3 separate regions of the Homo sapiens genome follow, and all the other regions are linked to region 1. The links are chromatin contacts, found by Hi-C or POLR2A ChIA-PET in ENCODE. All regions are on one chromosome and are shown on one strand. Each heading gives the region's core, a stretch centred on a gene start or an enhancer-like site at or near the end of the contact. The rest is flanking DNA. Distances are from core to core; before and after follow the strand shown. Region 1 holds the start of MTFR1L (mitochondrial fission regulator 1 like). Region 2 overlaps TRIM63 (tripartite motif containing 63). Region 3 overlaps PAFAH2 (platelet activating factor acetylhydrolase 2).

Region 1 (3,675 bases), core at 529-3,028:
GGTCCAGCACAAGAAGGTGAAGGACATGGAAAGAGGAGCAGAGCATGATAAAGCTACAAAAGTAGGGGGCAAGTCATGAGGTCCGGGTCACTGGGGAGCCCTGGACAGGCTCTGAATGGGAGATAGACTAGACTGACAAAGCAGCTCTTTCTGGAGACCTCCTGTGGAGGGTCCCCTCTTCTACCCTTGGGAGACGAGGTGTCATTCACTTCACGATACACATGGGGAAAGGAAGTTGGACAGGGGAAGGCACTTGTCTAAGGTCACTCAGTGGTCATGCCAGTGCAAAGCACCCAAAGCCTGGTCCAGGTCCTGCCACCTCCTGCGTGGGCTCCATCTTCTCGGCTCAGTTCAAGCCTTTATTATCAGAGTCCCTCTGTGTGCCAGGCTCTGTGCTGAATGTCCGTGTCGGCCACAAATTGCACTAACGGTGCTTACTGCCACTTCCTCTCCGACCTTACCTCCAAAGACCCAGCCGGGCCTAACCCTCACACACAGCCAGAGGAATCCTTCCCAAACACAGTTAATCACATCGCTCATCCGTTTAAAACTGGCTTACTAGAGCCAACACAGGATAAAATCCACAATCAGTCCCAAACCCATCTTTCTCTGCCGTCTCTAGACCACATTCACTGAGCACCAAGGCCTGCACGCTTCGCAGCCAGCCCTCCTGCTCTCCCCCTTGCCCTCCAGCCACACTGGCCCTCAACCCCCAACACTGGGCCCACCTCTGAGCCCTGCATCAAACACCAGCACCCCCTTCGCCGAGCTCATTCTTCATCATTCCTCAGAGCTCAGCTTAAGCATCACCTTCCTTCCCTGCGACAGGGTCAGGTCCTTTCCTGTGCGCTCCGCAGCACCCTGCCTGTCCCTCGGAGTCCTCGCGAGAGGAACTAGATAACTGTGATCCCCGCGCACAGCACGGTGTCTGCCTAGGACACAGTGAGCGCTTCAACGCGCTGAACTAAACGAATGAAGGGGAACACCAACTCAGCTGTCACCCCCGCCCCCAAGTGTCACTGGCTAGAAGATCTTCCCCCGGTTCGCCGGCAGCACCGGTGGGTCTTGTCACCTCTGCGCCCCGCAGCCCTCCGGAGGCTGCAGTTGCTGTCTGCTGACAGGCGTCCCCTCAGGAGAACGGGAGCTCCTCCAGCGCAGGGCCCTGCTCAGCACCCCTGGTCCCGGGGGCCCCCACGGAGGCCGCCGCGCTCAGTGAAACTTTGCCGCGCGCAGCAGTGGCCGGAGACCCGCGCGGACCCTCTCCCCGCGGGGACCCGCCAGGGCGAGTCGCCCCTCCCCCGCGGCAGACGACCCGACCTGGGCCAAGGTCGGCCAAGTGCTCGCCGCCTGCCCAGCGGCCCTTGGACCCACAGGACCCGGACCCGAGTGCGCGGAAGCCTCCGAGCCGCGGCCAGGTCTCAGAATGCGCGGCGGGGCAGCCCGGCCCGTCAAGCAGCGAAGCCGAAACTAGAAGCCTGAGGTCTGGCTTGGTCACTGTTTGCTGGGGAACTCCGACGAGCAACTACCCTTCGGGGACTCAGTTTCCCCCGGGCCAAGTGAGACGGACAGCTGCGGCTCCCGCGAGAACTCGCGCGGGAACAGGAGCTGCGGGCTCCGCACAGCGCCCGGCACGTAGACCCAGTCTACTAACGGGCTGGAAGGTCGCGCTCCCGCCTCCGCGCCTCCCTAGAACCTTTCTCACCTCAAGCTCGGGCTCCCGGACTCTCTCACCTCACGGCCCCTCCTTCCACCTTGGGCCGCCCAGCCTCAACCGCCCTCACTTCCGCTGACCCGCCCCCCGGAAGCGATCCTCCGCAGCTGCGCACCGAGGCGCACCTCCGCGCACCCTCAGGAGGCGGGTCCAGCTCGGTGGCGAGGGGAGCGCGGCCCCCGAGTGGGCGAGGCGCTGGCGGCTGTAGGCTCCGATACCGCGGAGCACACTCCCCTCCATCGAGACCGTGCCCCCGCGGGGTCTGTGTCCCCGGGAGGAGTTGGCTGCGTTTGGAGATCCCTCGGCCTGGTATTCGTCGCGTCTCCCTGCTTGTTGCTCTCCACGTTTAGCCCCATCCGACTTCTGGAAGCCCAGGGGTGTGTCGCTCGACCCCTAAAATATGCTCCTACCCCTAGGGCAAACTTCAGAATCCTCACCCTGGCCCCCTTCCCAGTTCTTGGTTCCCAGGCAGGTCCCTTTGCAAAGCCTCTCTCCAGCAAGAATGCGCAGAATGGGCCTCTTTCTCCTCTTGACTCCTGCCCTCCAGCACTTTGCAGCTTTCTTCTATTTTAGCCTCTCTCTCTCTCTCTCACACACACACACACACACACACACACACACACACACACACACGGTATATTCAATGAGTTTGCTTATTAGATGGGTACTTGATGTACAAGACTCCAGAGGCTCTGTGGGAAGAGCCACATTCCTTCCAGGCTCACTAACCCACTCCCTCTTTGTGCTCCAGCCCTCACTGTCTTGGTCTGTGGCATGCAGTTCCTGGGTCACATTTCCTTCTCTGCCTTCAGCACAGCCTCGGGCTGTGCCTGGCTCCCAGGCTGGAGTTCCTTGGTTCCAAAGCCTGCAGTCCCCTCTGCCAGAGACAGAGCTGGTTTCATGGGTGAACAGCCCATGCAGTCACAACGGGCCGCATGCTCAGAATCCTGTACTTGGTTTAGTACTTTGCTGTTGCCGTCTTGAAATGATTTTCTAATAGGGGTTCTTGTGTTTTCATTTTGCACGGGGCTGTGCAAATTATGTGACTGGTCCTGGCTAGAGACCTCAGAGGTCGTCCACCCTGATCTCCACCATATCTCAAACGCTGAAGATTGACTTCCAGGTCTGGCCCTCTTCCCAGGATGGCACATTGTGTTTTAATCATTACCTTTCCCTCCTGTGCGATGGCGGATCATGCAAGTCCACGCTGGCTGTCTGTCCTGGGTGTAGATGCTGATTTGGTGTCCCACTCAGATCCCCTTGCAGGAAGAACGGAGCTCCCTACCTGGGAATTTCCTTCACCTCCCAAGCCAATGACTGATAAAAGGTCCAAAAGGCCAGTTCAGCTCTGCAGTGTGGTTTATGCCCCACAGCTCTTCCACTGTGGGTCAGGCCAAGGCTGGGCTGAGACTGTTCCTGCTCAGCATTTTTCCTTTCCCTCTTCTGCTTCCTTCCTTCTTTTACTGGTTTTTCTGGAAGTACACTCCCCCCCAGCCCCACCAAACAAACAAAACAAACAAACAAAAAAACACTTCATGCCTGTCTCAGGCTCTGCTTTTAAGACAATGATTTTAACTCCCAGATCTCTCTCAACAGAGAGCACCAGATTCTCAAAACAGTAAGTCCTACCACTTGTTCTATCGTAAAACTTATTTTGGGCAAGTCACTCAAGCCTTCGATAGGTAAGATAGTACCTGAAAGCATTCCAGCTCAACTCTGCCCCAAGAGGGAGCCACCCCATGGAAGGACGGAGCTGAGCAACATGCCACTCAAAGGAAAAGCACTTAGAACCACTCTAGTTAGTCTTCTCTAATTTTATTACAGGGCATGTTGGGGACAGGGGAGGGAAGTGTTAGAGGAGTGACAGGGCAGCCCGGGGCCCTCTCCCACCCTGAGCCTCGAGGCCTGGTGGGGGACATGAACTGCAGAGGCATCAGATAAGGCCTCAGAAAGCCCAGGCCATC
Region 2 (3,675 bases), core at 1,062-3,561, 240 kb before region 1:
CTGTGGTGAATATTCTTTTTTAAAAAAATTGTTTTCTTATGGAGAATGTTAATAAATTCAAGATGGTGAATATTATTGATTCCTATGCTAGTTATTAATTTATTCTTTCTTTCTTTCTTTCTTTTTTTTTTTTTTTGAGACGGAGTTTTGCTCTTGTTGCCCAGGCTGGAGTGCAATGGTGCGATCTCGGCTCACCGCAACCTCTGCCTCCTGGTTTCAAGTGATTCTCCTGCCTCAGCCTCCCGAGTAGCTGGGATTACAGGTGCATGCCACCATGCCTGGTTAATTTTTTTGAGTTTTTAGTAGAGACGGGGTTTCATCATATTGGTCAAGCTGGTCTTGAACTCCTGACCTCAGGTGACTCTCCCACCTCGGCCTCCCAAAGTGCTGGGATTACAGGCGTGAGCCACTGCGCCCAGCCTTATTGATTTATTCTTTCTACCTTTGTTTAATTACCACCTCCTCTATGCCAGGCACTGTACAGTGTAGGCACAGGGGTGAAGAAAACAGGCAAGTTTCCCTACCTTGATGGAGGTTACAGTCTGGTAGATTAAATATAGAATTAAATGAGGCCATCAGTATAAATTTCTCAGCTCAGAGCCCAGCCTGCAGTAACCAAAGCTAAGGTGACTATAATTAGAGCAACTGAACTCTAGGCTCCTCTGCCCTTACTTGCTGTATGACCTTGGACGAGTCAATTCACTTTTCTGGAGCCCAGTTTCCTCTTCTCTAAAACATCTCCAGGTCTGACTCTGGAATTCTATGGCCCTTTCTGTGTCCTTGGCACTGGCAGAGCCTCAGGCTAACTCCCTCTTAGGATGTGGGGACAGATTTGGTGTCATTGGCTTCCCAAGTCCTTGGTCCCCAGAAGATGAAAGATTTTAGGGCAGCCAAACACTGAGGGCCCAGGGCATAAATCTGGAGATTCACAGACACACTGCAGCCTCGAATTCCTGGGCTGAGCAATCCTCCTGCCTCAGCCTCCCCAGTAGCTGCGACTGGTGCATTGGAGCTGGGGAGGGGGATGCAGGGACACAGGACCCCCATGACTTGTGACTGTTCTCCACTGCAGTCGGCCGCTGCAGAAGGGCAGTCACCCCATGTGCAAGGAGCACGAAGATGAGAAAATCAACATCTACTGTCTCACGTGTGAGGTGCCCACCTGCTCCATGTGCAAGGTGTTTGGGATCCACAAGGCCTGCGAGGTGGCCCCATTGCAGAGTGTCTTCCAGGGACAAAAGGTACTGTCTCCAGCCACTTTTACCCCCAGCCTGGGCCTGCTGGGCACGGCCTGATGATTCAGGAGGCAGATTTGATCCCTGTAGATCTGCTGATCTGGCCTTTCAGGAATAGTCTCTCTGGAGGGACTTCCCAGGCCACAGGGACAGCAGCCCTGGCCTTCCTAGGGGAGGCAGCTGAGCTCATGGTTATACTTAGAGCCACTCGAGAGCACCTGGGTGTGGCCACAGGGGAGCGGTCAGACGCCCCAGCCAGGCCACTGGGGTCCTCTCAGGCCACGGCTTCTCCATCCCCCAGACACCTCTTCCTGTGCCTCTCACCTCTTCTCCAAGACTTCACATTCCCCCACAGCAGGAGGCAGCTTAGAGCCTTCTCCCTGGGTCCCTGGGCCTGTGAGGGCCCACCACCCTGTCCGTGCAGTAAGCCGTAGCCACCCCCTTTCCATACTCTCTCTTCCCTACTCCCCACTCTTCTCTAGGTCTCTCTCTTCTAGACGTCTCCAACTCTATTTCTTTTTTTGTCCCTTCTTTCTTAGAAACAAGCCCCTCCTCTGTCAGTTCCTTGCTGTGTGTTTTGGGCAGCTCACTTGCCTGCTGTTGGCCTCACCTGTAAAATAAGGGATGCAGTATCTTTCTAATATCCTCTACTCTGGAGCTGAGCTATACCCGAAAGAGGGGCCAGATCCCTACTGGAGGCTCTTTCTAGCAGAGAGGGGAGGGAGGAAGCCATGTTGCTGCCATGCCCCAGTGGGTAGGCCCTGAGGCTATTTGTGTCTCTCCTCTCCTGACCCCCACACCCCCATCTAGACTGAACTGAATAACTGTATCTCCATGCTGGTGGCGGGGAATGACCGTGTGCAGACCATCATCACTCAGCTGGAGGATTCCCGTCGAGTGACCAAGGTGAGCGGACAGAATAGTCCTGCCTGGGGATTTGGAGCTTTCCAGGGCAGCCTGGTCTCTGGGGAAGGCTCACCCATAGGTTGTGGCTAAAGGTTGGGGCCCGGAGCCTGGGGCGGTCAAGCAGGGATGGCAGGGGAGGGACTAATCCATTCATCCAGTCTCTCAACAAATGCTTCTTAAGCACAGCTGTGTGTCCGGCCCCACCCAAGATGTGGGGGATGGAGGAGTGAACCAGACAGACGTGGTCCCTGAGCTCAGGGAGTGTCCCATCAATAATTCTCAGTATTTATTCAGCACAAATTGTTTTCAGAGCACAGTTCTTCAGTGTGCTGTAGACCAACACTTCCCAAACTTTGAAGTGCGTGAAAATTACGCTGGGATCATGTTGAAATTCAGGTTTTGATTCAGTTGGTTTGGAATGAGGCATAAGAGCTGCATTTCTAGCCAGTTCCCAGGATTTGCCCAAGCTGCTGGGTCCACAGACCACATGTTGAGTAGTGAGACTGTTGAGGGCAGAAGGGAACTTTTCTATCCCTGAAAAAAGCTTCCACGATTTTCCATGTTCACTTGGGGTAGGGATCTGGAGATGAGATGAGGGGAAGGGGTCATCATAATTGCTAGTGGATGAAGAGTTGGGCGAAGGGTAGGAAGGAGGGGAACATTGTGATCACCCACGAGAGGCTCCCGGTCTGATGAGATGCTATTGTCACACCCATTTTATAGAAAAGAACATAGAGAGAAGGGAGCTTCGGTTGAGGAGGGTGCTAGGAAAGGAGCTGTTTTTCCACCTCTCCTAGGACCAAATGATGCAGAGCTTCCCGAATCCAGTCTTGGTCCTGAAAGGGAGGGAAGAGTGTGAACTGGGACATATGGGAGGCCCAGGAAACGTTAATTTGTTGAAGGTCACACAGCTAAAAGGGAAACACAGCTAAAAGGCAACAGAGAGCTGGGCACAGTGGCTCATGCCTATAATCCCAGCACTTTGGGAGGTCAAGCTGGGTGGATCATGAGGTCAGGAGATCGAGACCATCCTGGCCAACATGGTGAAACCCCATCTCTACTAAAAATACAAAAAAATAGCCAGGCGTGGTAGCGTATCTATAATCCCAGCTACTCGGGAGGCTGAGGCAGGAGAATCGCTTGAACCTGGGAGGTGGAGGTTGCAGTGAGCCAAGATCGCACCACTGCACTCCAGCGGGGGCAACAGAGCGAGACTCCATCTCAAAAAAAAAAAAAAAAAAAGGGCAACAGAGAAAGACAGGGCAGATCCCACATTGGGTGACTGTTGCATTGGTCTAAGAGGTGATGCTCCAATGACCAGCTGAGGTTGGGGGACAGGGGGAGGGTGCAGGAACAAGGAAGAACATGTTGTGTCATGTGACCCTAGAGCCTCTATTTTGGAAGAAGGGGCTAGCTGTTTTTCAAGGCATCATCCTCCAAATATCACTGGCGTACTAAATAGCTGTGAGGCCAGATGAGTGTTTTCTTCTTGTTAAGTCTTTGTTTCTTCTTCTGTAGTGTGGGGATGTATGTA
Region 3 (3,675 bases), core at 764-3,263, 150 kb before region 1:
TCAACTGAGTGCTGGATACTCAAGTATCCCATATATTATTCTATACACCTTTTTGTGTGCCTTAACTAATGCATTTTTTAAAGTCAGTTTTTCTGTGATATCAGACAAATACTTTAGCATTTAGATTCTCTTTCTCTCACTGAATTGACTAGTAAATTCAGTTATGAATAATTTAGCCCAAAATTAACCTAGCAAGGATTTCACCTGCAAATTAAATTTATTTTCTGCCAAAGGACTTAAGTTCCAACCCAGAAACCCCCTTTTACAAAGCACTCACTCTTACTTTTCTGATTGTTTAAATAAAGGCAAGTAATTCCTTTTCCCTCTTCACTCTGTGGTACAGTTCTGAAGAATAACTTCATTTGTTTTGTGAATGTTTGAAATTCACCAGGCAAAAGCCACAGCTAATAGATTGTAGTAACATAGAAATGCCACGTGCCACAGATCCCACCTCCTTGCTCCTGTCCCTGCTCCTGCTAGCTCAACCTTTTCCCTGCACTGCCAGGCATTGTAGTCTACGGGTCAAGCCAGCTTTGAAGCCAAGCACATCTGGCTTCAAATCCTAACTCCATCCCCAACTACTTGTATGACCTGACCCTAAGCAGATAGTTTCTCTCCTTGGATTCTGTCAAGGGGGAAAATACTTCCCTTACAAGGTTGCTGTGAAAATAAAGTGTGATAATACATGAAAAGCACCTTGCACATAGTAGGTGCCTAACACACATCTGTATGCCCTAGCCGCCAGACCCCTGCCAGTTGTTTTTCTTTTCCCCTAGTGGTTCTGTTCATCGGAGTCAAACTGACTTTGCTTTTGTGACTGGCAACTTGATTGGTAAATTCTTCTCCACTGAAACCCGTGGGAGCCTGGACCCCTATGAAGGGCAGGAGGTTATGGTACGGGCCATGTTGGCCTTCCTGCAGAAGCACCTCGGTAAGGAGAAAACTGGGGCTCTTGGGGCAGCTGTGGGGTCCCTTAGATTTCCTTGCAGCAGAGTGAGAACTCTGACATGTCTGGGATCTGGGAAGGAGATTTATGGCAAATGGAAAACCTGAGTGAAGGAGAGACTTACATAGAATTACAGAAAAAACAAGTCCAGGTGCAGTGGCTCACGCCTGTAATCCTAGCACTTTGGTGGGTTGAGGTGGGAGGATGGCTTGGGGCCAGGAGTTCGAGACCAGTCTGAGCAACATAGTGAGACTCTATCTTTACCAAAAAAAAAAAAAAATTAGCTGGGTGTGGTGGCACACACCTATAGTCCCAGCTACTCGAGAGGCTACGGTGGGAGGATCAGTTAAGCCTAGGAGGTCTAGGCTGCAGTGAGCCATGATTGCACCACTGAACTCCAGTCTGAGCAACAGAGCAAGACCTTGTTTCTAAATAAATAATTAAACAAATAAATAAGAAAAAATACTTAACTGAAAGTTTGGAGATCCTGACTATCTTACTTGCAGAATGACCTGGCCTAGTCATTTAACCTCTCTGAACCTTGGTTTCCTCCCTGTAAATGGAGTATTCACCTCTCTCTACTCCACCACCTCTCTCCTTACCCAGACTCATTATTGCCCACCTTATCTGCATTGTAGGGGAGTTTATGAGGATAACGGGCTAAATTTATGGAAGTGTTTTAAAGAAACAAAGCATGGAAGGACTATGAATAATGTCATCAGTCATAGAGCAGCTAAAGGGCGAGGCCTGCAGAGGTCCATGGTCCAGCTTCCACCCAGAGGAGGCATCCTCTTATTAAGCTTTATTGGTTACAAAGACTAGAGGTTCACAAACTTAGCTTGAGAAAAAAAGGGGAGTTTGTTTATGAGAGTGCACCTGGACTGGGTGGGAGTGCAGTTATAGAAATCAGGGTGGCTGGCAGGACTGACTTTTCTTTCCGTCTGTCTCATGGGTTCAGTCTCTCTGTGTCTTCCTCTCACGACATCTCTTTTTCTTTGTTCCGTTATGCATTTTTTTTTCTGCTCTGTGGTTTTTCTCTCACTGATAGCAGCTGTTTATTCCATTTCTGCTTCCTCATAACTTCACTCGGCTTGAACCACTCAGAGTGTGTTCCCTTTAGCTTGCGGCATCCTTTCATCTTCAGCTCCCACTGCTCACTGCCATATTTTTTTGGATTTCTTTGAACAGATTTCCAAGAGAGGCAATTTGATTGTATCAGCTCCTCTTTGCCCACCAGAACACACTGTAGCCCCGTCCCAGCTAGGCTCTGAGCTCTCTGCATCAGAGGTCCCTTTCTGATCCCTCAGCAGGTGCTGTGTGCAGGGCAGTTTCCATGAGAAAGGAGCCAGGCTTGTCTGAATTTCAAAGGTTTGACTTAACTCTAACCTAAGAGCAAGATCTCCTAGTTTGTAACCCTCCTCTACTTGCCCAGGTTAACCCCTCAAGAGCTACCCATAGAAGCCTCAGACGGCACCTGGCAGTTCCCTAGATATTTGAAGTCACCTATGCTAGTCTTCTCTGAGTGTTCTGTTTATTAAACTAAATGTTCGTGGTACCTCCACCTGTCCCGGTTCAATTCCCCATGTTGCTATTTGTTATCCCCTTCCTTTGGAGTCGCTGTTTTTTGGTGCCCCTTCTAAAGTGTAGTGCCCTGGCCGGGTGTGGTAGCTCAACATCTGTAATCCCAGCTACTTTGGGAGGCTGAGATGGGAGGATTGCTTGAGGCCACGGGTTTGAGACCAGCCTGTGCAACATAGTGAGACCCCATCTCAGCAAAAAAATAAATAAAATTAGCCAGGTATGGTGGCATGTGCCTATAGTCCCAGCTACTCGGGAGGCTGGGGTGGAAGGATCACTTGAGCCTGGGAGGTCAAGACTGCAGTGAGCCAAGATCATGCCATTGCACTCCAGCCTGGGCAACAGAGTGATACCGTCTCCAAAAAATAAAATAAATAGATAAACTGTGGTGCCCTGACTTGACTATAATGTATTAGATGTGGTCTGACCGGTGCCATCCTGGACAGTCTCTTCTGTGCTCTGTTTTTTGTTTTGTTTTGTTTTGTTTGAGACGGAGTCTCACTCTGTCTCTCAGGCTGGAGTGCAGTGGTGTGATCTCAGCTCACTGCAACCTCAACCTCCTGGGTTCAAGCGATTCTCCGGCAGTTCTCCTGCCACAGCCTCCCAAGTAGCTGGGACTACAGGCATGTGCCACCACACCCAGCTACTTTTTGTATTTTTAGTAGAGACAGGGTTTCACCATGTTGGCCTGGCTGGTCTCGAACTCCTAACCTCCAGTGATCCACCTGCCTCGGCCTCCCAAAGTGCTGGGATTACAGGTGTGAGCCATCGCGCCTGGCCGTCTCTGTGCTCTGGACACTAGCCTTTTAGTTGGATGACCTGAGTGCATTCACATTCCTCACAAGTGCACAACAAACAGCCTGGATTGAGTTTGCATTTAAAACACATCTGTCTTACGCATTTATTGACTTTTTGGAAGTAAATTTTCATTTTTATATTTCTGCCTGTTCGTTTCATCTTACACATCGTGAGCCTTGATTCCAGCCTGTGTTTGGAGACCTTAGGGTCAATAAGAGATTTTAGGGCATCATTCTTATCACCTGGCAAGCAGGGAATGGACCCATGTCTCAAGACTTTAATGGCGCCTGACTGCCTGGTCCTCAGCCCCCTTCCCCTGTCCCCTCATAGGCACCATGTCATTATAAAAGCTT

What was found. A loop is a pair of places that touch in the nucleus more often than their neighbours do. ChIA-PET counts read pairs that join two places held with the same protein, here RNA polymerase II (POLR2A). Pooled maps may share reads with other maps.
Region 2: POLR2A ChIA-PET joins it to region 1 with 15 read pairs in activated CD4-positive, alpha-beta T cell. The contact joins the enhancer-like site here to the promoter of MTFR1L in region 1. POLR2A ChIA-PET finds 5 or more read pairs at or near these places in 2 of 52 experiments (H1 and activated CD4-positive, alpha-beta T cell).
Region 3: a loop to region 1 is called in a pooled map, with 4 times the contacts of the local background. The contact joins the enhancer-like site here to the promoter of MTFR1L in region 1. A Hi-C loop is called at or near these places in 5 of 50 pooled maps. POLR2A ChIA-PET finds 5 or more read pairs at or near these places in 9 of 52 experiments (B cell, CD4-positive, alpha-beta T cell, MCF 10A and 6 more).

Annotation. Positions count from the first base shown.
Region 1 is chr1:25,818,057-25,821,731 of GRCh38, reverse strand. It overlaps MTFR1L (mitochondrial fission regulator 1 like), which reads right to left and starts at 1,778. Exons shown (of 7, transcript NM_001099625.2): 1 at 1,703-1,778. LOC646471 (a long non-coding RNA gene) reads left to right here. Exons shown (of 1, transcript NR_024498.1): 1 at 1-1,778. SELENON (selenoprotein N) reads right to left here. Exons shown (of 12, transcript NM_206926.2): 12 at 3,511-3,675. RefSeq lists enhancers at 983-1,072, 1,453-1,592, 3,235-3,675 and silencers at 1,183-1,352, 1,803-1,992.
Region 2 is chr1:26,058,732-26,062,406 of GRCh38, reverse strand. It overlaps TRIM63 (tripartite motif containing 63), which reads left to right. Exons shown (of 9, transcript NM_032588.4): 3 at 1,073-1,241; 4 at 2,046-2,141. Among named protein-coding and RNA genes, the nearest start is that of TRIM63, 7.1 kb to the left of the region's middle. Within about 2 kb of position 2,311, at least 3 of the 41 ENCODE cell types and tissues checked have a DNase peak (open chromatin) inside an H3K27ac peak, as active enhancers do.
Region 3 is chr1:25,969,814-25,973,488 of GRCh38, reverse strand. PAFAH2 (platelet activating factor acetylhydrolase 2) reads left to right here. Exons shown (of 11, transcript NM_000437.4): 10 at 777-931. Among named protein-coding and RNA genes, the nearest start is that of PAFAH2, 26 kb to the left of the region's middle. Within about 2 kb of position 2,013, at least 5 of the 41 ENCODE cell types and tissues checked have a DNase peak (open chromatin) inside an H3K27ac peak, as active enhancers do; they include B cell and CD4-positive, alpha-beta T cell, where a contact is called at or near this core.